Regions from separate parts of the Homo sapiens genome. Here all the other regions are linked to region 2. The links are chromatin loops, found by intact Hi-C in ENCODE. Cell type or tissue: HCT116. All regions are shown on one strand. Region 1 holds the start of C6orf89 (chromosome 6 open reading frame 89). Region 2 overlaps FGD2 (FYVE, RhoGEF and PH domain containing 2). Region 3 overlaps TMEM217B (transmembrane protein 217B).

What was found. Hi-C counts contacts between places; a loop is a spot of excess contacts. Peaks named below come from ENCODE experiments on the same cell type or tissue, not always from the same donor. Only the 100,000 strongest peaks of a DNase experiment are listed, where the experiment ranks them.
Region 1: a loop joins it to region 2, with 17 times the contacts of the local background. A loop is called at or near these places in 78 of 110 quality-filtered maps.
Region 3: it touches region 2 in a loop (8-fold over the local background); 89 of 110 quality-filtered maps call a loop at or near these places.

What each region holds. Positions count from the first base shown.
Region 1 is chr6:36,882,700-36,890,699 of GRCh38, reverse strand. C6orf89 (chromosome 6 open reading frame 89) reads right to left here and starts at 4,748. Exons shown (of 9, transcript NM_001286635.2): 1 at 4,672-4,748. RefSeq lists a silencer at 4,509-4,688 and an enhancer at 4,909-4,988. In HCT116, CTCF peaks have their summits at 4,748 and 4,947 (motif pointing left); a DNase peak (open chromatin) is centred at 4,869; H3K4me3 peaks cover 2,447 bases; H3K27ac peaks cover 1,187 bases.
Region 2 is chr6:37,014,318-37,022,317 of GRCh38, reverse strand. It overlaps FGD2 (FYVE, RhoGEF and PH domain containing 2), which reads right to left. Exons shown (of 16, transcript NM_173558.4): 7 at 7,614-7,672; 8 at 7,280-7,426; 9 at 6,458-6,550; 10 at 1,698-1,777; 11 at 1,579-1,609; 12 at 714-806; 13 at 1-79. Among named protein-coding and RNA genes, the nearest start is that of FGD2, 13 kb to the right of the region's middle. RefSeq lists an enhancer at 7,800-8,000. In HCT116, CTCF peaks have their summits at 482 (motif pointing left), 3,471 (motif pointing left), 3,670 and 3,918; DNase peaks (open chromatin) are centred at 3,517 and 3,977; H3K27ac peaks cover 570 bases.
Region 3 is chr6:37,205,938-37,213,937 of GRCh38, reverse strand. TMEM217B (transmembrane protein 217B) reads left to right here. Exons shown (of 2, transcript NM_001395378.1): 2 at 942-1,757. The coding sequence starts at 969. The coding sequence ends at 1,481. TMEM217 (transmembrane protein 217) reads left to right here. Exons shown (of 3, transcript NM_001286401.2): 3 at 942-1,757. The coding sequence ends at 972. Among named protein-coding and RNA genes, the nearest start is that of PIM1, 40 kb to the right of the region's middle. RefSeq lists a silencer at 3,171-3,465. In HCT116, CTCF peaks have their summits at 937, 3,305 (motif pointing right) and 5,736 (motif pointing right); DNase peaks (open chromatin) are centred at 3,337 and 5,757.

The sequences.
Region 1 (8,000 bases), 130 kb after region 2:
TAGCCAGGCATGGTGACGCATGCCTATAATCCCAGCTACTCGGGAGGCTGAGGCATGAGAATCACTTGAACCTGGGAGGTGGAGGTTGCAGTGAGCAGAGATCACATCATGGCACCCCAGCCTGAGCAACAGACTGAGACTCTGTGTCAAAAGAATAAAATTTTTTTTTTAAATGTAGTATATACATACAATGGAATATTATTCAGCCTTAAAAAAGAAAGAAATCCTGCTATTTGTAACAATACGGATGGACCTGGAGGACATTATGCTAAGTGAAATAAGCCAGACACAGAAAGATAAATACTACATGATACCACTTGTGCGATTAATCTAAAATAGCTAAACTCATAGAAGCAAAGAACAGAATGGTGGTTGCAGGAGGCTGCAGGCAGGGGGAAACAGGGAGGTACTGGGCAAAGAATACAAAGTTTCAGTTATACAAGATGAATAACTCCTAGAGACCTACTATACAGCACAGTGCCCAGAGTTAACAATACTGTATTGTATATTTAAAAATATGCTAAGAAGGTAGGTCTTATGTTAAGTGTTCTTATTGCTAATAGTAATAATAAGTAAGAAGGCAGGAGGAAACTTGAAGGTGATGGATAGGTTGATGGCATGGATCATGGTGATGGTTTCACAAGGGCATACTTATGTCCAAATTCATCAAGCTGTACACATTAAATGTGTAAAGCTTTTTGTACAAAAATAGTACAATGAACACCTGGATATCCTTCATTTAGATTTACCAGTTGTTTACATTTGGCTATATTTTCTTTCTGTTTTTACCAGAACTACTTGAAAGTTATTTGCAACACATTATAAAATCATTTCTAAATATTTCAACATGCATCTCCTAAGAATAACGACGTTATTCTACACACAACCATTGGCATTATTGCCATACCCATTAAAATGAGTAATCTCTTAATATTACCTAATATTCAGTCTATAGTCAAGTTTCCTTAACTATCAAATTTTTTTAAAAAGATCATATAGCTATTTAAAAATCCAGGATCCAACCAATGACCACACATTGAATTTGGCTGCCATGCCTCTCTTTAATCTACTTAACTTCAGAACAAGTCCCCAGTGTGTGGTTTTTCTTTTTTTTTTTGTTTTTGTTTTTTGGTCTTTTAGGACATTGACATACTTGAAGAAGTCTTCACATTTTTAAGCTTACCTCTACTTGCTTCCATCCTCACCCTTTCCAGTTTCTACTATCAGAAAAATGCCATAATAGTTCCTTTCTAAGTTTCTGGTACTCTCTCCCTCCCTCCCTTCAGAGGAAAGCTCCTTTGGGGGTTGGGGGGAGAAAGTAACACACTTTCTTGTTTCTCAGGTTTCCATTCATTTATTAACCTGTTGAAATCATATTTCTGCCTCCTCACTCCACCGACATTGCTTTCACTGAGGCCACAAATGGCTTTCTAAACGCCAAGTTCGAAGGACGTTTTTTTCAGTTATTACCTTATCTGACCTCTCTGCAGCAGCTGCTGTTGCTACCCCATTATCTATCTCCCTCAAGTGTACTCAAACCTTAACATAATTCTCTCGTTCTCTGCTGGTATCCACCAGTTATCCTTGACCTTCTTATTCCCTCCAACACTTTGACCACCAGCTATTGGTGATTCCCAAATCTCTTCTCCAGTCTACAACTCTCTCTAGGGTTCAAGACCCATTTATCTACCTGCCTACCAGACACGGTGATCCAAGTTTCCCATAGCTCCCTGTATGTAATGTGTCTATAACCCAACTTACTGTTTTCCCCTTCAACTCATTCCTCCCACTGCACCTCTTTTCTTAATGGAAACACTAATCCTCCAAATTTAAAAACTATTCTCCTCCTACCTCACTCCCACCAATGAAACTATCACTAAGTCCTCTTGATTCAGCCTCCTATATAATTCTCACATTCATCCCTTCCTCTCTACATTAACAGCACAGTTAAGGTCTTCAACATCTCTCCTATGGACCATCACAAAGATGTAGTTAATCTCTATACTTCCAGTTCTCCTCTTCCCCAATCCATTCTCTACCTTGTCCAGTTTTTTATTTTTATTTTCTGAGACAGGGTCTCACTCTTCGCTCAGGCTGGAGTGCAGTGACATGATCTCAGCTCACTGCAACCTCTGTCTCCTGGCTTCAAGAGATTCTCGTGCCTCAGCCTCTGGAGTAGCTGGGAGTACAGGCACGCGCCACCACACTCAGCTAATTTTTGTATTTTTCTGGTAAAAAATGGGTTTCACCATGTTGGCCAGGCTGGTCTTGAACTCCTGACCTCAAGTGATCCACCCACCTTAGCCTCCCAAAGTGCTAGGATTACAAGCGTGAGCCGCTGCACTCGGCCACTTATTTTTTTGAAACACAAATTGGCTCATGCTAAGCACCTTCCAAGACTCCCCATCCTCTGCAGGAGCAGTTTAGCATGGTGACTAAGAACACAGATACTGGAGTTGGAAAAAGCTGGATGCAAATTCTAGATTTTACCACTTACTGTGTGGCCATGAGACACTACTCATCCTCTCTAAGCCTCAGTTTTCATGTATAAAATGGGGATAATTATTTCTACCCCACAATGTTTTATTTCAGAGAATTATAAAATGATGTAACACATTTGTTCCAATAGCCAGACAAATTAAATACCTAATAACAATCATTTTAAGATAAAGTCCTAAGTCAAGCATGGTGGTTCATGCCTGTAATCCCAACACTGGGAGGCTGAGGTGGGAGGACTGCTTGAGCCCAGGACTTCCAAGACCAGCCTGGGTAACATAGCAAGACCCTGTATCTACAAAAAAAATAAAAATAAAAATTGGCCGAGTGTGGTGGTGCCTGCCTGTAGTCCCAGCTACTTGGGAAGCAGAGGTGAGGGGTAGCTTGAGCCCAGGAGTTCGAGGCTGCAGTGAACCGTAATAGCACCACTGTACTCCAACCTGGGTGATGGAATGAGATTCCTGTCTTTTTTAAAAGATAAAGTCCAAATTACTTACCATGGCCCTTTATGATCTGGTCACTGCCTACCTGTTCAGTTTCATTTCCCATCAATCCTTCTTCACATTCTACACTGTCATACTATTTCACATCTTTTTGCTTTTGCATACACAATTTCCTCTGCCTAAAAAGCCTAGTCTCCAGTGCTTTGTCCAATAAGTGAACTCTTTAAGACTCTGACCTCAGTTTTTGTCCTATGCACCTCTAGGGCTTGGCATTACATCTATTTTCCTGTCTACCTCCCACCCTAAATAGTGTTTCTTGAAAGCAGAGATAAATGGAGAAAACACAAAAAACTAAGAACAGACGTGGGAATTCACCTCAGATGTGGAATCAGATCAATGTTGAACAAATTTATAGAAAGGACCTAAAATTATCATTCCGAACTAATTGAATGTAACTCGTGGCTCATGGTTTATTCATTTTATGTTTTATTATTTTATTCATTTTTAAAAATGCAGAGGTCGGGAGCCTGAGGCAGGAGAATGGTGTGAACCGGGGAGGCGGAGCTTGCAGTGAGCAGAGATCACGCCACTGCACTCCAGCCTGGGCGACAGTGTGAGACTCCGTCTCAAAAAAAAAAAAACAAAAAAACGCAGAGGTAGCAACAATGTGATGAGGGTTTAAGGTTAGCAGGTTAGGAATCTAGCATTTGGACATTGTTTCTGGTGTGTGGAGTAGCTGTGGAGGAACAGGTATTCAAAGCAGGTCTTGAAAAATGCCTCAGTCCAAGGCAGAAAAGGTCTGACAGAAACAGGACCTCTTTCTGGTATGCAAGTTGGGCTACATGAACCTTTAGTCAAAACTTCAATGTAGCAGAATTGAATTTATTAGTTATTATTTTAAAGGCATGTTATTCCCTAGAGGGAAATTTTGACAACCCAAATTCAAATGAACGAATTTATTAAGGGAGAGACGTCTATAGAAGATCCCACCACAGGAACTACCAAATGAGCCATCAGAAAAGTCAGAATACTAAGTATCTGGAAGTAGTCTCTATTATAAAGTGATTTATGACTAAATACTTTAAAAGAAACATATTTGCGAATACAAAGGCTATGAGGGCTCTGAGACTAGAAAGTGTGGCCTGCACGGTTAACAGTCTTAAAATACTACAAAACACGACGCAGGCAAATTTCCTTCTACTAAGAGGTGATTACAAACAACTATTTTACTTGTGTCAAGAAACCAAGTCATATTTCTTTCTGAAATCCAAGATGCCAGGTTTATCACATACCAAGTACACATTTAAAGAAAAAAAATTATTGCCCCCTAACGATTATTAGAAAAAGATCTTTCAGAAGGGGGTGGGGAATCTACTCTTAATTTCTTAAAAATTCCGTCAAAAGGGCAGAAATCTGGACTTCATTAGCAACGCTCAAGTTATGGACACTGCTGTGATGCCTGAGAACCAAGTTCAAGCAAGGTCCACCTCGTTTTGCTCTCCCCGGCGGAGTCAAAGAAAGTGACAGATGTCTTAAGGGAGTCGACCCCGGGGGAGCTGCCAGGGGATGCTGTCAGTCTACAAAACTGGAGAGACTGAGAAAAGGGATCCGCGCTGGGATAGAGGGTGGTAGCAGCGGCGAGAAGCGGCTGCGCGAGGATGTCAGAGACGGGCGCGGCGAGGCTGTCACAGGGCGGCCTCCCCCCACCCAGCCTCGGGCCCCAGTCACTCACATGCGGGGCTCGCGCCCCTCGGGCTCCTCCCGCCTCGGGGACAGCTGCCGCCGGGCGAGGAGGATGGGCAACTTCCTGTTTCCGGGAGCGCGACCCGGAAGCAACCCCCCACTCCTGGGCGAGGCCTTGTACCCTAGAGTAATTCCTCCTCTCGTCCAGCGCTTCCGCCCAAAACAGAACACTCAGTGTCGTGGCGAGCGCGGGACCTCTCGCGATATCTGGAGAGTGTAGGTTCTTGCTCCCCCTGGCGTCCTTCTTCCGTTCTGGCTCTTTTCGCCCCAGTCCTAAATCCTTGTCTTCCTAATTTACCTGGACTGGCTCACACAGACTTCATAGCTGAACTGATCCATAGAACAAGCATTTACTGAGTCCCCTACTATGTGCCAGGCAGCATGTTAGGCATTAAGGGATGGGAGTGGAAGGGAAATGTAAATGAAGAGCAGCCCCTTCCTTCTGGAAGCTACTACTCTTGAGAAAGACGAACAAATCCCTCCAGTTTTCACTCAGCCCACTCATTAGTGAGAGCTTACTCTGTTGATAAAAGAAAAACTTAAGCCGAATTAAGTATAAAGGAGTTTAATTGAGCAATGGAAGATTCACGAATCAGGCAACCCCCAGAATCACAGCAGATTCACAGACTCCCAGGGTGCCTCATGGTCAGAACAAATTTATAGATAAAAAAGGCAAAGTGAGGCACAGGAATCGGAAGTAAGGTACAGAAACAGTGAGGTTGGTTACAGCTCGGTGTTTGCCTGATTTGAACGCAGATTGAACATTCAGCAGGCTGTGAGTGGTTGAAGTATGGCCGCTGGGATTGGCCACCACTCAGTTATTGTTACAGGTGTATACTATTAAGTTAGGTTTTCAATTTTGTTTGACTATTAAGCTATGTTACAGTTCATCCACAAGGACTCAAATATAGAAGGACAGAGTCCTTCTCAGGCCATATTTAGTTTGCCTTAACAATTCCCCCGTTTTGGTCATTTTCTCAATTTTGAGAGATTGACCAAAACCTTGGTCATTGATGTTATTATCGCTGTCATAAGTGTACCTGTATGGTTTTGAAACTCACTAGGAAACAGTAGAACAGTGGGTTTTGCAGGAAGAGAATAAGGGCTGAGTAGAGGATACCTCCTTATTCTGAAACATCTGTTTACAGGAGAAAAAACCTGGTCTGTTCTAGCATTTTGTGTTTTTTTAAAGCCTTGGTTTGATTATGTCACATTTAGCATGAGTGACTCCATTTTAGTTTGGTTTGGTTTGTTGGTGCCTAGTGCATGAGCTCAGTCCAAAATAATGGCCTCCCATGATTTTGTTTAAAAAAAAATTCCTCACTTTTGGCCAGGTTCTTACTTAGGTGACAGCGTGACCAGAACTTAGGGCCTTAGCGCCACTCTCAGTTACATCATTTTGGGTTTCTGGTCTCAGCATGTCATTCATAGGTTACGGTGCCTTCATGGTCACACATTTCTTTCAGTTTTTGTTATTCCAGTTGAAAAGAGATCATTTGACGTTGTAGAGATGGCTGCATGCAAGCATTTAAAATCTTTGAGAGAATACAGTGCACCAGGGAGACTATTATTATCATTATCGGGCGGATAATAGCAAGAGTTTGGAGTATGCTCCTTACCCAGGGTCCCCATAAGCCAAACCACCTAAAATTAAATAGATTGAAGAATGAGTTAGATGAAGAGTCTCCTTGCTTGACTAAGTGGTCTTTTCACTAATCCCCTACAACTGGATATTTATTTTTATTGTATTTATTTTGTGAGAGGGAGTCTTGCTCTGTCACCAAGGCTGGAATGCAGCGGCGATCTCAGCTCACTACAACCTCCACCTCCTAGGTTCAAGTGACTCTCCCGCCTCAGCCTATTGAGTAGCTGAGATTACAGGCACCTGCCACCACGCCAGGCTAATTTTCATATTTTTAGTAGAGACAGGGTTTTGCCATGTTGGCCAGGCTGCTCTCAAACTCCTGACCTCAGGGGATCCGCCTACCTCTGCCTCCCAAAGTGCTGAGGTTACGGGTGTCAGCCATCACGCCCGGCCAGAATTGTTTATAATTTACATTTGCTGTATTTCTCCATAGGCCACAGGTGTCAACAGCTGCACAGGTACTTTTCTGTTTAGCCAATTCTATTACTTAGTATAATTTTCAAAGGAGAATTTAAAGTCTGTTGTGTAACGATAGCCTTTAAAGTAGAATTTGCTGTAGAGCCTATTATGAGGGAGACATTTCAAATTATTGCCTCTTTTATTCTAAACCATGGAAAAAGGACCTAACAAATGGATGTCTTTCTAGAAGAGTGAAGGCCTCTTGTCAATGTTCTCTTTAATCCATGATGTGGGTTAAGAGGAGTTTTGACTGATTATGAGGCAATGTATGTACCACTAAAGTTTGTTACCTACATTGGGCCTTCATCTTTTATCTATTGAAATATAAGGTTATTCATGTTTAAGGCTGGCTGCAAAATCCTTCACAAATAAAAGTATACCCTATAAGTGCATATAATAGACCCACTTTTAATTTCTATTGTTCATAGAGGCATAAACAAGGAAAAAATATTCAAAGATAAGAGTCTTGTGATAGTAGAAGTTTTGATCTATGATCTTGGGAAAAGCTATTCTAATCAAGGATGCCATCTTCTGGGGAGAAACTTTTCTGGTTAGTTTTACCTTAAGGGTTCCAATGGATGTACAGTTCCAGGAGTGTGGAGGGACCCTTCTCAGCTGTGAGATTATGAACCCAAGGTTTAAAGCTCCAAAGTTTTGCTGTAGTGTGGATGGCAAGGACAGTCTTTCTCTTTCTCTGGTGTTCTCAGACGATCCAATCTGCAGGTTCTAGATTGTGAAGGGATTGTCCTCAGTGAATCATAAAAAGTTTTCTTTGTCTGGTGAAAATACACTATAATCTACTGTTATAACATCAGCCCTATTGCATGGGAAAGCTTTTATACAACCAGAAAACATGCATTGAAAATGACAATTCAGGCCGGGCGCGGTGGCTCACGCCTGTAATCCCAGCACTTTGGGAGGCCGAGGCGGGTGGATCATGAGGTCAGGAGATCGAGACCATCCTGGCTAACAAGGTGAAACCCCGTCTCTACTAAAAATACAAAAAAAATTAGCCAGGCGCGGTGGCGGGCGCCTGTAGTCCCAGCTACTCGGGAGGCTGAGGCAGGAGAATGGCGTGAACCCGGGAAGCGGAGCTTGCAGTGAGCCGAGATTGCGCCACTGCAGTCCGCAGTCCCGCCTGGGCGACAGAGCGAGACTCCGTCTCAAAAAAAAAAAAAAGAAAAAAGAAAAAAAAAAAAAGAAAATGACAATTG
Region 2 (8,000 bases):
CCTGGCAGCGCATGCACATGGTCACCATCTTGTCCCGGACCCACTGCGGTGCCCGGAGGCCCAGCTCCTCAGACTGCAGCTGTGGGTTAAGGGGAGTTGGGCAGGAATGGGCCCTTGGTGACCTTCTTCCGCCCATCCTCCCAGGGCCTGGGGCCCTGTGCCCACCTGCTGTAGCAGGGATTCTTTGTGTTGGGCTTCCCTGGGGCTTCTACAGCAAGCTGACTGACCTGATCGAGACCTTATGATACGTTAGTTACCATTATTCCTATTGTATAAGTGAGGAAACTGAGGCCCAGAGAGGTCAAATGACTCAGCAGTCACTCAGCAAGCCAGAGTTCAGCTCAAATCTGAACTCAAACCACAGATATCCTCCCCAGCCCCCACCTCACTCACCTTCCATCTTCCCTGAGACTTTGTATTTCTCAGATACTTTCAAACCCAAAACCCTACTGCCCCCTGCAGCTGGAGCTGCAGAGACGTGAAACACTTCCCCAAGACAGCTGTGCAGACAGGCTCTCAAAGGAAGTTTTGCTAAAGGGGAATGCTCAGGCCCTGAGTCGGGGGATGCGCTGGGAAGGCTTCCCCTGGTCCCTTCAGTCTCTCCTGGCAGATGACACTCCCTCTCCCTCTGAGCTGGTATAGGCAGAACAGAGAGGGAACAAGCTCTATTTGGGTTGGTGGCTCCAGCAAGGGATGAAAAAGCCTTCATTTACCTCCTGCTCCTGGATGTCTCCCTCAGGCCCCTGGGCCGCAGCCTTGAAGGTTTCATTCCGCTTCTCGATTTGGTCAATGGCTGCTTGGAAGGCCTGGGGTGCAGGGAGGGGGAGGGTCGGGGCTTGAGGTGTGGAAGGGAGGGATTGCTCCTCTGTCCATCCTTCCGTGCATGCAACAGACAGGGCTGAAAGCCCACTGGGTACCAGGCGCTGGATTCTACACACACGCGGGCTGCCTTATCGGAGGAGAAACTACCAGCCCCAGGTTACAGATGTAAAAACTGAGGCTCAGAGAGGGTAAGTGACTGGCCCTGGACTGCCCAGCTAGGCAATGAGAAGCAGCAAGATAGGAACCCAGATCGGTCTCCAAACTACCACAGAGCAGCTCCTTAGGAAGAGCAGGGAGCAGCTGAGCACACGCAGGTGTGGGAGCATGCACACACACACACGCACGCACACACAAACACAGACACACAAAGACACATACACACAAGCACGTACATACACATGCATACAAACACACACATACACACAAACACATGCACACATGCATGCACACAAACACACATATACACATACACACATACATGTACACACGCACACACATGCATGCACACATACACACAAACACACACACAAACACACAGACACAGACATGCACACACAGATGCACACACATGCATACACACATGCACACACACACACACACACACACATGCATACATACACCACTCCCTCCCCTTCAGCCCAAATAGGCTAGGGAGAATCCCAGGAGCTTCATCAAGGTAGTCTAGTACCAAGAAAGAAAAAAAGAAAAAAGAAAGAAAGGAAAAAGACTCCCAGAAGCCTCGGAGCGTTCCCATACCTGCATCCAGGAAATCATTTCCTCCTGGGACCTGCTCGGAAAGTGAACACAGGTGTTGAGGAGATCAGCCCCTCCCAGTTTTCCCGCCTGGCCCTGGGCCGCCACCCCAGCTCCTTTACCGGGCTTGCAGCTCCAGGGTGCGCTGCTTCCCGGACACCAGGAAGGAGTGGGGAAACTCAGCATCCATCAGCTCCCGCACCTGCCAAGAGGAGGGAGGCAACCAGTTCAGACTCATCATAGCCCGGGTCCCAGGCACAGCACTGTGGAGGGGAGGGAGGTGGATTGTGCCCAAGGGACAATTCAAATTCGAGAGACAGGGATGCAGAGCTTGTTCGCCACCTCTCTAATCCTGTTGAGCCAAGCAAATGCCCCTGCAACTGGGCCTCGCTCCAAGCAAATGGAACCTATGGCTCCTGGAATTTTAGCAGCAGCTAAGTTGACCCAGTGTGACGTGGAGATGACAATTTTTGACAATGGATTCAACAAAAAAGGAAATTAGATTTCAAAACTGGATGAGTATATGAGGTTCATTATACCGTTTTCTTGGCTTTAAAATTTTCATAATAAAACATTAAAGAAAATAACCTTGGCTGGGTGCAGTGGCTCACGCCTGTAATCCCAGCATTTTGGGAGGTCAAGGCGGGTAGATCACTAGAGGCCAGGAGTTTGAGAACAGCCTGGGCAATATGGTGAAACCCATCTCTTCTAAAAGTACAAAAATTAGCTGGACATGGTGGCGCATGCCTGTCATCCCAACTACTCGGGAGGCTGAGGCACAATAATCTCTTGAACCTAGGAGGTGGAGGTTGCAGTGAGCTGAGATTGTGCCATTGCACTCCAGCCTGGGTGACAGAGGGAGACTCTGTCTCAAAAAAAAAAAAAAAGAAAAGAAAAGAAAAGAAGAAGAAAATAATCTTCACAGCAATCTTGGGAAGCAGATACTATCATCCTCATTTAGGAGATGAGGAAATGGATGCTCAGAGAGGGCAAGAGAGCTGCCTGAGGTCACACAGCACCTAAGGGGCAAAAGAAGGATTCCACCCCAGGTTTTCAGCCCCCAAGGGTGAGATGGAAGAACATCTATTTCCATCCTACCCCCAGAGTCCTGTAAGCACACTTCCTTCAGACGGTGTGGAGAGAGATTTGCAAAGAGAACCTAAGACACAGGCTGAGAGCACAAGAGCTTCTGTGTGGGGCAACTTTGTTGCCATTAAATTCCTCAAACACTTGAGCTCCTCTGCTGCCTCCCATGTGGTGGCCAGGCCTTTGCACACTTCCAGGGCAGCTCACCATAACCCAGACAGCACTGAGTACAAGCACATCTTTCCTCAGGTTAGGCCTAGTCTGCAGCCTCACTCCCCAGTCTTTGCCTTAGAAGGGGCTGATGTGATTTGGATTCGATGCCCTTGGCAATGAGGAGGCGGTCATGTGGAAAGAGGTATTTGGGAAAGAGCCAAATACCTCTTTGTGTGCAAGGGATGACAGGCTGGATGTGGGCCAAATGGGACAAACCTGTAGCCCAAAGGCCAGTTAGGAAGCAACATCATAAATGGTCCTGGCCTGCCCAGGTGCACTGGAGAGACAGAAGAGGTTTCTAACTGGGTCAGGGAGAGGGGAAAGGGAAAAGAAGGGAGAAATCCAAGGTTTGCAGTCCAGAAGCAGGAAGAAATATCATGCTTTTGACAGAAAAAAGGGAACTGGGGGCTCCTGACCTGAGGGTCCAGGCTGCCCCTGGGATGTTCATACAGAGGCTTCCAGCTCCCCAGCAGGTTTCAAGAGGAGTTTCCAGAACTGTGCTGAGCTGAGCCTCAACCACTTTCCCCAGGGCTAGGTCAATTCAGTCCCCTGCTAGTCCATACAGTACGTTTGTAGTAATTAGAAAAGGACAGCCTTCCTCAAAACACTTTACTGACATCTGTTGGCAAACTGGCATAATACCTAGATATTGTTGGAACAAGACATTTGACTGCCATCTGCCGGACAATTCTCACTATAAATATACCATCTATGATATATCATAGTCTGCTAATCTGCAGTTGGCTGCAGAAGACATCCTCTTAGATGAGGTATCCTTGTGCAGTGTACAACCTGCACAACTGTACGTGGAGCCCCTAGGTATGTGTGTCCACACCCCTTCCTTCTTCCCAGGCTGGCCCTGTGGGGGATGGCAAAATACTAAGACCAAGTCAGACCTTGGAGAGAATCAGCTGCTGTGAACTAGGCCTCCCTGACACCTAGGAAGGAGGAGGCCAGGGAGTCATAGGCCAATAGGAACCATCATGATGGTCAAAGGCAAGATTTGCCTCCAAATCACAGACTCAGAAAATGGTTCCTGCACAGAAGTAGGGTGAGTGGACAGCTCTGCACTTGCCAAGCCCATGCCGTCCAGGAGAGGGTGCTGTGCGGCTGCTGGAGTATCAGACATGTTAGCCGAGACTAGCAGACTCCAGAGACCCGGCACACACAGGGCTGGTGAGCTCTCAACACACACCCAAAGCATCTGATGCTCTCAGGCTCGGCTCTCTCTGTTTTCTCTCTATGACTCTGTTTTGGTTTCTATATTTCTTAGCCTTCCTATCTGTCGATCTCTATTTTTCTATGCCTGGGTCTCTGACAGTCCTTTGGCAGGGCCACCCGTCTCCATTTCTCTGTCTGTAGCTCTCTATAAACCTGCCTTTCTCAGCCTCACTCACCAAGGACTCCAGACATACAAGCCTGCACACGCCCTGGTCTATGTGACATTCTGGCCCCTTCAGGATGGAAAGCTAGATGCCAGGGCCGGGGCTGCACTCCTAAAAGACTTCAGTCAGCTCAGGTGTCGGGGTGAGCTGTGAACCCATGTTCCCTCATCAGCTTTCATCATTCCCAGGCTGCACCCCACCCCCAGGCCCTGGATTGCTCCAGATGCCAGGCAACCCCAGTCAGGAGCAGGGGTGGGGCTCTTTTGCTGGGGTCTCTGGAGGCCCCAGGGGCTCTAGAGGGTAGAGCATTCTGGTTCAACTCCTGCCTGCAGCTCCCTTCTGGGGCTGAAGGGGGTAGGGGTGATGCTGAATAGGAGAGTGACAAGATGGGCCAGACCAGACCTCTGCTTCTTCCAGTCCCAGCCCTCAGGACACACCAGGACTCAGGAGCCAGCAGAGAGGGGTGGTCAGGAAGCTTCTCTGGCTGTGTCCTCCACGATGCCAGAAATTCCACCATAGTCTTGAACCCTCTGGATTGAAGCCTTAATAGGCGACAGCAGAGCGTGGTGGTTAGACGCAGAAGCGCCAGCCTTTGTTACACCTGCATCTGAATCCTGGCTTGGTCACTCGAACTAGCATTTGCGATATGACCTTCAAGCAAGTTATTTAAGTTAGAAAGGTTTTCTAGGGCCTTGGTTTTCTCATGTTTAAAAATGGGATTAACTGCAGATACATTCACACACAGGCAGGCTGTACCAGGCTATTCACTGCAGCCTCATTTGCAGCTGCTGACAACTGAAAACAATCTAAGTGTCTCTCAGCAGAAGACTGGTTGAAGAAATTCCGGTGCATCTGCACAGTGGGACGCAATGCAGCTGGGCAGGAGGATGAGGAAGCTCTCAAGTACAGGGACACCTCAGTCTCCAGCATTTGCAGTTAGTTAAAAAAAAAAAAGCAAAGTGCAGAAAAATGTGTAGAGTATACCACTGCTTCTTGCATAAATGAGGAAACAATCCTATTATATGTTATTGGTTTGCTAGGCGAAGACCACCTCTGGAAGGCCTCACAAGAAGCAAGGATTGCCTTCAGGAAGGGGAACTAGGGGATAGAGTCGGGCGGAGACTTTCATTGTATATATTTTTTATATTGTTTGACTTTAGAATGTGTATAATCTGTATTTTTTAAGTAGTAAAATTAAAATATTTTTAAAAGATAAAAAACAGGCTGGGTGTGGTGGCTCATGCCTGTAATCCCAGCACTTTAGGAGGCCAAGCCAGGTGAATCACTTGAGGTCAGGAGTTTGAGACCAGCCTGGGCAACATGGTGAAACCCCATCTCTCCTACCAAAAATACAAAAATTGGCCGGGCATGGGGGCTCGCGCCTACAGTCCCAGCTACTTGGGAGGCTGAGGCAGGAGAATTGCTCGAACCCAGGAGGTGGAGGTTGCAGTGAGCCGAGATTTTGCTGTTGCACTCCAGCCTGGGCAACAGAGTGAGACTCGGTCTCAAAAAAAAAAAAAAAAATCCAGAAGATTCTAACAGCCCCTGCATCATGGGGCTGTTAGGAGGATCTTGTGGTCCCCCCATGGGCTCCATCATGGACTACTGGCCCTGCTCATTTGCCATAATCTCTGGATGAGGTAGATGGGGACACACACAAGCCAGCCGCTGAGCTGACACTGGAGACCTTTCCTACTCAAAACGTGTTCTGTGCTCCTACAGTATCAGCATACACTGCCCAGGATATGTCTCATTTCATTTAATTCTCACAATCCTGCAGGTGGGGTCAGTTGTCAGCCCATCTTAACTGGGAGCTGGTTAGAAATGCAGGATCTCAGGCACCCCCCCACCCAGACCTCCTGATTCAGAACCTGCATTTTTACAAGATGCCCAGAGGATTCGCGCACACATGAAAGTTTTTGAAGCAGTGGTATAAACAGTAGGGAAAGCACAGAAAGGCCAAGCTGGCTCATGCACTGCCGCGAAGGGAGGGCCAAACCTGTGGGAAGCTGGGAAGGACAGGGCAGGAGGGCTAGGATCCCAGAGGGGAGAGCCCCACACTCTTCCATCTCCATGTTTGCCCAGGCCCTGCAAGGGTTTGGTTCTGTGATTGAGAACCTGGTTGGCCCCTCCTCTTACTCCCTGTACTCAGTCCTACCCTTGAGGTGGAGCCCAGTGGTGTTTAGGGGGCCTCTTACCTTCATCCCGGCCACATCGATGCGGGTCCTCACCTGGAACTGGGCGCCCACCTGGATCACCCTGGGCACACAGTAGAGCAGCATGTTGTTGAACTGCAGGAGACACAGGCGTGAGTGGCCCGTGGCAGGGGCAGGGAGGATGGCTAGGTGGGGTTTCCCCGAGGGTGGGCCGAGCATGGGCTGAGCACCACTGGACCCGCTCCCCTTTGAACACACTCTGGCCAGCCTGCTCACAGGACATCACAGGTGATGATGTAGGTGATGAGGAAGGGGCTGTCAAGCTCCCAATTCCCCTAGGATGGTTACTGAAGGGTCACCCTACAAGGGACCATAGCAGACCTCAGAAACCTACAAGGCCTTTCTCAACAGGGGCTCAGGATGGCAGGGGTTTACAAGAGGTTATATCTCTGTTCCCCAGACCTCCAGGCAGGACCACCTTTCCAGGTGTCAGGAGATCCCCCGGCTTCTTCCGTGCAAACCCAGGGCAGTTCTTCCTAGTAGCTAACCTTACTCCTTCCTGCTGTGCGCTCTCTAGAGCACAGATTAATATCACAGGCTTTGCAGTCAGACTGGGTTCAAACTCTGACTCTGTTGCTTCCTAGGACATGTCTGGGAAACCTGTGGGTTGGAAATCTCTGAGGCTTAGAGGCAGCAGGTGACCTGTCCAAAGTCATCTGGGTGCCAAAGCAGAAAAAGACAGAGAAGCGTTCTCTTCCCTGTCCCCCTGCAGTGCCAGGTAGAGGCCAGGCAGTATGACTCGGGCCAGAGTGGCCCATGGACTTCCCTCCCCAGTGTGGAGAGGAGCTCCCAGCACCCTCTTACCAAGAAAAGGTAGCGCTCCATGGGGTCGTTGCGGCGGAAGGAGATCTTGAGGACCGGGCCCTCACGGAGCAGGGTGTTAGAGGGGTCTACTATGTCGTCCTCGAGGCCCAGGCGCTGGTACACCTCCCACAGGTCCTGCAGCCGCTCCTAGGGGGTTGGGGTGCATCCTCAGCCAAGTCTGGGCAGGGCTCACCTGCTTCTGGAAGGCTTGCCTTGTGGGGACGGGGACTGGGGGGTAACAGTGAGGGCAGCAGTGGGATAGGTGTCATGGGTGGGACCAGGCTGAGACCTGCAGGGAGGGGGACAGGGCTCCAGGAGAGGGCGGGCTGCTTACCATCTCAGTGATGGCTGCATTGGAGTGCTGGGCAGCTGAGAAGATCATGTCCAGGGCTTCTGAAAGGGGCAGGGCCGGAGTTTATTCCCTGAGAATCTAGGGCTGGTGGCTGGGGCAGGAGGTCCTTGAAGTTCAACAAAGGGCCCTCAGGACCTGCCATGACAGCCCCCAGGAGCAGCCCTGCCTGTGCAGCCCAGCCATGGGGTGTCTGAATGGCGGGAGCCCCCCAGGGCTGAGAGACTGGAAGCCACTGAACGTTAGCCATTAGGTGTTTGGCTTTGGTGACTCTCACTGCTTCCCAAAACAAGCCAGACCTAGAGGGTATAATGGAAGGAGCATGGGCTTTGGTATCACATAGGCATGGGTTCAAATCCCAGTTCTGCTACT
Region 3 (8,000 bases), 190 kb before region 2:
ACAGCCCTGTGTTCTCCTAATGTGTGACTGTGCCCCTTCCTTTGCCCCACAACAGAGGTAGCTCGCCAGTGTAGTGAATGATGAGGAGAGAGGTTTGCTCAGGAGTCCTCTGAATTGGGAGCCAGTAAGAAGAAGATTCAGGTTGTGGAGGAACGTTTGCGCTGTAGGCCCAGCCTACTCCAGCCTTAGGTCCCCCATTATCAACATGCCCTCAGCAGGGTCGGCTCGGGCACCAGGTTCCTGCTCCCTGCCATGAGTTGACCTCTAGAGCTCAGGTGTAACCTAGGTTGCAGCTGGAGGTCTGCCTGCTGGGCCTTCACCTGCACAATGGTGGCTTATTGTTAAGGCATCTTGGCCCTGGGCAGAGTCTTGCCTGGATCCATAAACCTTTACCCATTCCATTCCTGCTGGCCAAACCCTGTGACTTGGGACAAGGCTGGGCCATGCCCAGGGAGCAAATCAGGGAAATTTCTAAGGACTTGGAAGGAAAGAGTAGTGGGGGCAGAGGATGTCAGGGATGATTCCAAGCCCTTGAGGAGCCATGAGAGTTTTCTGACTTCAGAGAAGCAAACTCCCCAGATGGGAGCTTCGTTCATACCATCGTTATCCTCAATACAGGAACCTCTGAATTCCCACAAACCTACATCAACAGGAGCACTCTTTTTGCCACTTTAAAGCAAAGCTGAAGCTGGAACAGCAGAATTGGAAGCTACTTAGGAAGTCCCAGGCCAGTGATACATTCATTTCTCAATGATGTGGTCACATCTAGCAAGTTAGGCCAGAGCACGGGCCAGACCCCATGTCCCTTAACTTCCAGCCTATTGCCTGTCCACACACCATCATTGCTCTTAGCTCTCTGATTTATATCTAGTGACTTGGGGGATTTGTCTAAGGCTACCTCTGCCATCTTGTCACGTGTCTGTATGATTTTCTTCCTGCAGGAGGTGCTCTGGTAAAACAAGTATAAAATGAATGTCAGGATGTTCTCCCTCATGGTGGGCATCTTCTCTGTCCTTAATACCACCCAGTTCTTCATCTTTGACCTGAACCAGAAGACACACATTTGCTATGAGGCCAAGTTCAGCATCTACGTGGACTCAAAGTCGGAGCTAGTCACTTGGACCCTGTTCCACAGGGCTAATATCAGCACTGGCCTCTCCCTCACCACCATCATCATCGGCTGCTTCCTCTTTTATTGTATCCACAAGAATATCTACATGGGGCTGCTGATCTATGCCATGTGGATCATCACTTACGAGCTCATCAACTTCTCCATAGTCCTGCTCCTCAACGGGATCATCAAAGATCACTTCAAGACGCTGAGTTATTTGCACTGGATCTTCCAAATCTCACACATGCTCCTGCACTTTTTCTGTCTGCCCTTCATCGTCAAGCATGCATACAACCTTTACAAGGAATCCCAGACTGTGGGCAGGAAACGCCGCCACAGGCTCTGCTCCACCATTGCAGTGAACTCATGACTACCTGTCCGTCTGGGAATGTTGTACCGGAAGTTAAACTGAACCATGCCAGATGCCAGGAAAGGTGGGAGGGAATGGTGTTCCTCAACAATGGAACCCTCCCTACCCTGCCTGTCTTCTGTTGATGCTGCTTGGTTTGTCAGGGCTTTTGAGTTTTACGCACTGAGGAATGATTCTCGGGAGAGGGCAGGTTGTGCGGATCAATTATTTTACAGATGTGTTGTGTGACTTGTTTTAGCAGTTAATGATATGTGGCCTTGTGCTTACTTAACCATCTCACTGGTGTCTGTTTTTGCCTCTCACTGTCCCCTCTCCTCTGCACTTCCTTAGTTTCTAGTTCTTCCTTTATGGGTTGGCCCACAGATGCCGGTTCTGCTGAGTCCTTTGGAGGAGTGTTGTCCAGTAGAACTTCCTGTGCTGATGGAAATGTCCTCTATCTGTGCTGGCTACTAGCCATGTGTGGCGACTGAGCACTTGGAAATGTGGCTATTACAACCCAGTAATCAAATTTTAAATTTTATTCTTTTTTAGCTAATTTCCATTTCAATAACTATGTATGGCTGGCTCAAGACTAGCCTATCGGCCCAGCATGGTGGCTTACGCCTGTAATCCCAGCACTTTGGGAGGCCAAGGCAGGTGGATCACTTGAGGTCAGGAGTTCAAGACAAGACTGGCCAGCATGGTGAAACCCGCTCTCTACTAAAAATACAAAAATTAGCCGGGCGTGGTGGTGGGTGCCTGTAATCCCAGCTACTCGGGAGGCTGAGGCAGGAGAATCACTTGAACCCAGGAGGCGGAGGTGGCAGTGAGCTGAGATGGTGCCACTGCACTCCAGCCTGGGGGACAGAGTGAGACTCCATCTCAAAAACACAAACACACACACACACACACACACACACACACACACACAAACAGGGCCGGGTTCGGTGGCTCACGGCTGTAATCCCAGCACTTTGGGAGGCCGAGGCAGGCAGATCAAGAGGTCAGGAGATCGAGACCATCCTGGCTAACACAGTGAAACCCCGTCTCTACTAAAAATACAAAAAAATTGCCAGGCATGGTAGCGGGTGCCTGTGGTCCCAGATACTCAGGAGGCTGAGGCAGGAGAATGGCCTGAACCTGGGAGGTGGAGCTTGCAGTGAGCCGAGATCGCGCCACTGCACTGCAGCCTGGGTGACAGAGCGAGACTCTGTCTCAAACAAACAGACAAAACAAAAACAAGGACCAACCCTTTGAAAAACAAAAAGAACCCCCCAAAATATCTCCAGGCATTGTCAAACATCCCATGGGGTGGGGGTGGTGGGGGGGCAAAGTTGCCCCTAGTTGAGAGACACTATTGTAAAGCAACAAGCTCTGTGTTGAGAGCCAGCAGGCCCCTGCCTTGAACTAGGAGTGCCGCTTTTCCTGAGAACTCTTCACATTCACCAGTTGTGCAGTCTTCATCCTAATGCTCCTGTTTTATGGTTTGACGAAACTGAGACTCACTGGGCTTCAGTGATGAGATCAAGGTCACATGGTAGCAAAAGCAGGACTTGCATCTCATCATCTGACTTCATACACGAAAGTCGGCTCCCTGATTCATTCTTACTTTTACCAAGACAAAAAGGAACACCTCCTTTTAGGGTAGTTCCTTTTCCCTTGAAAAATGTTGGGAGTGAAGTCAAGAGACATGTTTGTTTGTTTGTTTTGGCCATACTCTTCCAAACCATGAGCATAGTAATGACAGTCGCTGGCTTTTACTGAACACTCAGTGCCAGGTACTATCCTACAATTCACTCAACTCTTTCCACCACGGATTTAAACCTAGGCCAGTTCCCCAAATGACCACAAGATGGCAGTCAGTAATAAGCTTTTGCTTAGAGCTGTTGGCCCCTAAACCAGATCCTCCAAGGGTGGCTGTTCAGGATTTATGGAGCTTCCAGCTGATGACTGGGAGCTAATGTGTGTGTCTCTGCCCCAGTCTCACAAGGCATGCCTTGTCTGATTGTGACTTGCTAGTACCAAAACACAAAATATAAAACATGGGCCAACTTCTGGGTTCTGATTCCCCATCCCGGTTGAGGTCGCTACGGTGGGAGGTAGACCTGGGCAACATTGGGGAACTGGAGACCTGTGTGTTGAAGAAGTGTAGGCAGAAGCAGAGTTCCAGGAATCACCTCAGCTGAGAGTTACTTTAGTTGAGAAAGTTTAAGACACTCAAACGCAAGGTTGTGCTATCCTCTATACAAGACTCCTCAAAAGCATGGTTGCTTCTGCCTTTACTTCCTGGTCTCCTGTTCTTTCTAGAACCCATCCAGTTAGGTTTCACCCCCACCGCCCCACTGGGACTGCTCTTGTCAAGGTGATCTCCACACTGCTCAAGCCGGTGGTCAGTTCTCCACCTTTGCTGACCTGTCCTGCAGTGGCTTTTGACTGCTGATCCCTCTCTCCTGCCAACAGGTTTCTCTGGTAGCCCCTCTGCCTCCGTCTCCATCCCTCCCCTGCCGCACTGGCCCCTTCTCCTCAGTCTCCTTTGCTGGCCTCTCCTCATCTTCCTGACCTCCAAACACCGGAGTGCCCTTGGCACAGTCCTTGGTCTTGTTCTCTGTCTCACTCACTCCCAGCTCACCTGGTCCAGACCCATCACTAATAAGCCCCATATACATCTTCAGCCTGGACTTCTCCCCTAAACCCTGGCTTTGTTTATGCAGTTGCTTCCTTGATGTGGTAGCCAGCTCTAACATGGTTCCCAGAGATCTCTGCGAACTGATATTCACATTCATCACCTCTTCTTAGATGTGGGCAGGACCCAGTGATCCTCTTCTAGCAAAGAGAACATAGCAAAAGCGATGGGTTGTCCTTTCTAAGGTTAGGTTACAGAAGACGATGACGTCAGTGCTGCCCGCTCTCTGAGGGAAGCTGGCTATCATGTTGAAAGTATCTTTATGGAAAGGCTCACACTGCCAGGAGCAGAGGTCACTAACCAAGAGCCCGTGAGGAACGGAATCCTACCAACAGCCCCATGAGGGAGCTTGGAAGCAGATCCTCCCCTACACAACTCTTTTTTTTTTTTTTAAATACAATATGGGGTCTCCCTATGTTGCCCAGGCTGGTCTTGAACTCCTGGCCTCAGGCTATCCTCCCACCTTGGCTTCCCAGAGTGCTGAGATTATAGGCATGAGCCACCATACCCAGTCAGGATATGTTTTGGGGTGGTTACTGTTGTAGAGACATTTTTGTAGAGATGTGACATGTACTAGTTATCTATTACTGCATAACAAATTACCCCAAAATTAGCAGCTTAAGACAGTACATTTATTCTGTCTTAGTTTCTGCGGTCAGGAGTCCAGACACAGCTCACCTGGTTCTCTGACTCAGATTCTCTCAGGGTCTCACTCAGGATGTCTCTACTTTTATTTGATTTTTAGAGACAGGGTTGCACTCTGTCACCCAGGCTGGAATGCAGTCGTGCAATCATAGCTCACTGGAGCCTTGAACTTCCAGGCTCAAGCGATCCTCCCACCTCAGCCTCCTGAGTAGCTGGGAATACAGGTGTGCCACCGCATCCAACTGATGTAAAAAAATTTTTTTTTTTAATTTTCTTAAAATGTGGGAATGTAGCCGGGCATGGTAGCTCACGCCTGTAATGACAGCACTTTGGGAGGCTGAGGCGGGTGGATCACCTGAGGTCAGGAGTTCAAGACCAGTCTGGCCAACATGGTGAAACCTCCTCTCTACTAAAAATACAAAAATTAACCGGGCATGGTAGCAGGTGCCTGTAATCCCAGTTACTCAGGAGGCTGAGGCAGGAGAATTGCTTGAACCTGGGAGGTGGAGGTTGCAGTGAGCTGAGATCGCGCCACTATACTGCAGCCTGGGCAACAAGAGCAAAACTCCATCTCAAATAAATAAATAAATAAATAAATAAATAAATAAAAATTGGGGAGTGTATCCCAATCCACACTCCTGATTTTCTCCCGTATACCTTGCCCTAACCCCCAGTCTTTGCCACCTCTACCCTTCCATTGCTCAAGTTAAAGACCCAGCAGGCATCCTTAGGTCCTCTCTTTCTCTCAGCCTGAATCTAACTCCTCACCACTCCCCATCAGCCCACCCTTCAATATAGATCCATATCCAACCACTTCATATAACCTCCCCTGCCACCTCCCTGGCCCAGGCCATCACCATCTCTTGCCCAGGCTATTGCAGTAGCAGTTCCTGACTGGCCTCCCCATGCCACTGTGTTCCCTTTACAGTCAGTTCTCCGCCCAGCCACCAGAGGGCTCCTGTTGAAACCTGAGTCAGATCAAGTCCCTCCTCTACTCCGGTCCTCACCTGCCAGGGCTCCCCACCACACTCAGGGTAGAAATCCCAAGTCTTTACCACGGCATGCCAGCTGCTAAATAACCCAGTCCCTTGTCACCCTCTGATCTGCTTTCTAACCATTTTGTTCTCTCCGCCTCCCTCTGCTGCAGCCATGCTGTCTTCCTTTCGTTCACCCTAACACAGACAGCACACTCCAGCCTCGGGGCCTTTGCACTCACTGTGCCTTCCGCCTAGAATATTCTTACTCCAGCTATTCACCAGCTTCCTTTCTTGCTCAGAAGGCATCAGAGAGGCCTTCCCTACCAATGGGTGTGAAACAGCCCCTCCCTACCATCCCATGTGTCTCTTTCCCACTTACTGTGCTACATTTCTTCATAACATGTACTATCACCTGACTTACTCTATACAGTTGCCTCTCCCACCACCCTCCAAAAATGTGGGCACCATATTTACTTCACTGATGTTTTCCCAGCACCTAGTTCAATGCCCAGCATGTAGCAGGTGCTTGATAAAGATTTGTGGAATGAATGGACATAGACTCTCAGTTTTGTTTTTGTTTTGGAGACAGAGTCTCTGTCGCCCAGGCTGAAGTGCAGTGGCACCATTGTGGCTTAGTGCAACCTCCGCCTCCTGAGTTCAAGCGATTCTCCTACCTCATCCACCTGAGTAGCTGGGACTACAGGTGCCCACCACCACTCTGGGCTAATTTTTGTATTTTTAGTAGAGATGGGGTTTCACCAAGTTGGCCAGGCTGGTCTTGAACTCCTGACCTCAGGTGATCTGCCCAAAGTGTTGAGATTACAGGCATGAGTCGCCACGCCCGGCCTATGAGAGGCAAATTATTACTGTTCTTTCAGCCTCCTGTTCCTACTCCTTTCTTCTCTCATTCAATTCTGCAGTCTCTGGTGAAGAATCTAGACACAGGTAGGAAAATACCGACAAAGGATACGATTTCAGCCCCTTATTCCTTTCCTCCTTTCCCAGTCCTGTTCCCTTACACCAACTGCTGCCACTAGAATCACCACCTCATCTCCCAGCTCCATCTCACCAAGTGGAAAACAAGTCTTTCTAACAGTGCAGGTGTCCCCGGGAAGAGCAACACTCTTAAGGGCTGTCACCCACCCCTGACACTTTCAGTCCGTGAAGATCCCCCAGCCTTCCGTCCTACTTTTCTTCATACAGTTTATTACTGTGTTGCAGACCGTGAATTAGGAATTGAGGAATACCTGGGGAAGCAAGACACAGCCCACATTCCAAGGGGCTCCCAGCCTAGCGAGGGGCCAAGCCACTTAGGCTATCTGGACCCAGGACGATAGGTGCTAGAGGAAGCACTGGGGGCCGCAGGAGGGGGCCTTGGAGGTGGAGAGTCAGGGAAGTCTTCCTGGAGGAGAAAACCTTTAAGCCGAGTCCTGGAAGATAGCATGATTTAGCCCTTAGAAAGGAGGGGAAGAAGGCTGGGTGCAGTGGCTCACGCCTGTAATCCTAGCACTTTGGGAAGCTGAGGCGGGAGGATGGCTTGAGCCCAGGTGTTCAAGACCAGCCTGGGCAATACAGTAAGACTTCATCTCTACAAAAAATTTAAAAATTAGGCCGGGCGCGGTGGCTCATGCCAAGCCTGTAATCCCAGCACTTTGAGTTCGGGCAGATCATTTGAGTTCAGGAGTTCGAGACCAACATGGCCAACATGGCAAAACCCCGTCTCTACCAAAAAATACAAAAATTAGCTGGGCGTGGTGCTGGGCGCCTGTAGCCCAGCTACTCGGGAGCCTGAGGCAGGAAAATCGTTGGAACCCGGGAGGGTGCAGTGAGCTGAGATCACTCCACTGCACTCCAGTGTGGGTGACAGGGCAAGACTTTGTCTCAAAAAAATAAAAATAAAAATTAAAATTAGCCAAACATAGTTTGGCTGGTGGTGCGCACCTGTATCCCCACTACTTGGAAGTCTGAAGTGGGCGGATCACTTGAGCCTAGGAGGCAGAGGTTGCATTGAGCCAAGATTGCGCCACTGCACTCCGCCTGGGTGACAGTGAGACCCTGTGTCAAAAAAAAAAAAGAAAAGAAAGAAAAGAAAAAGAAAAAAGAAAGGAGGGAGGAAAAGGAAAGTTGGGAGCCTGAGAAGGTGCAGGTACCCCTGGGATAGCAGATCTGTAAGCTTTTTTCAGTCATTTCCACCTAGGGTGACAGGAGGGGCTGTGTGCAGGGGACGATAGTGTC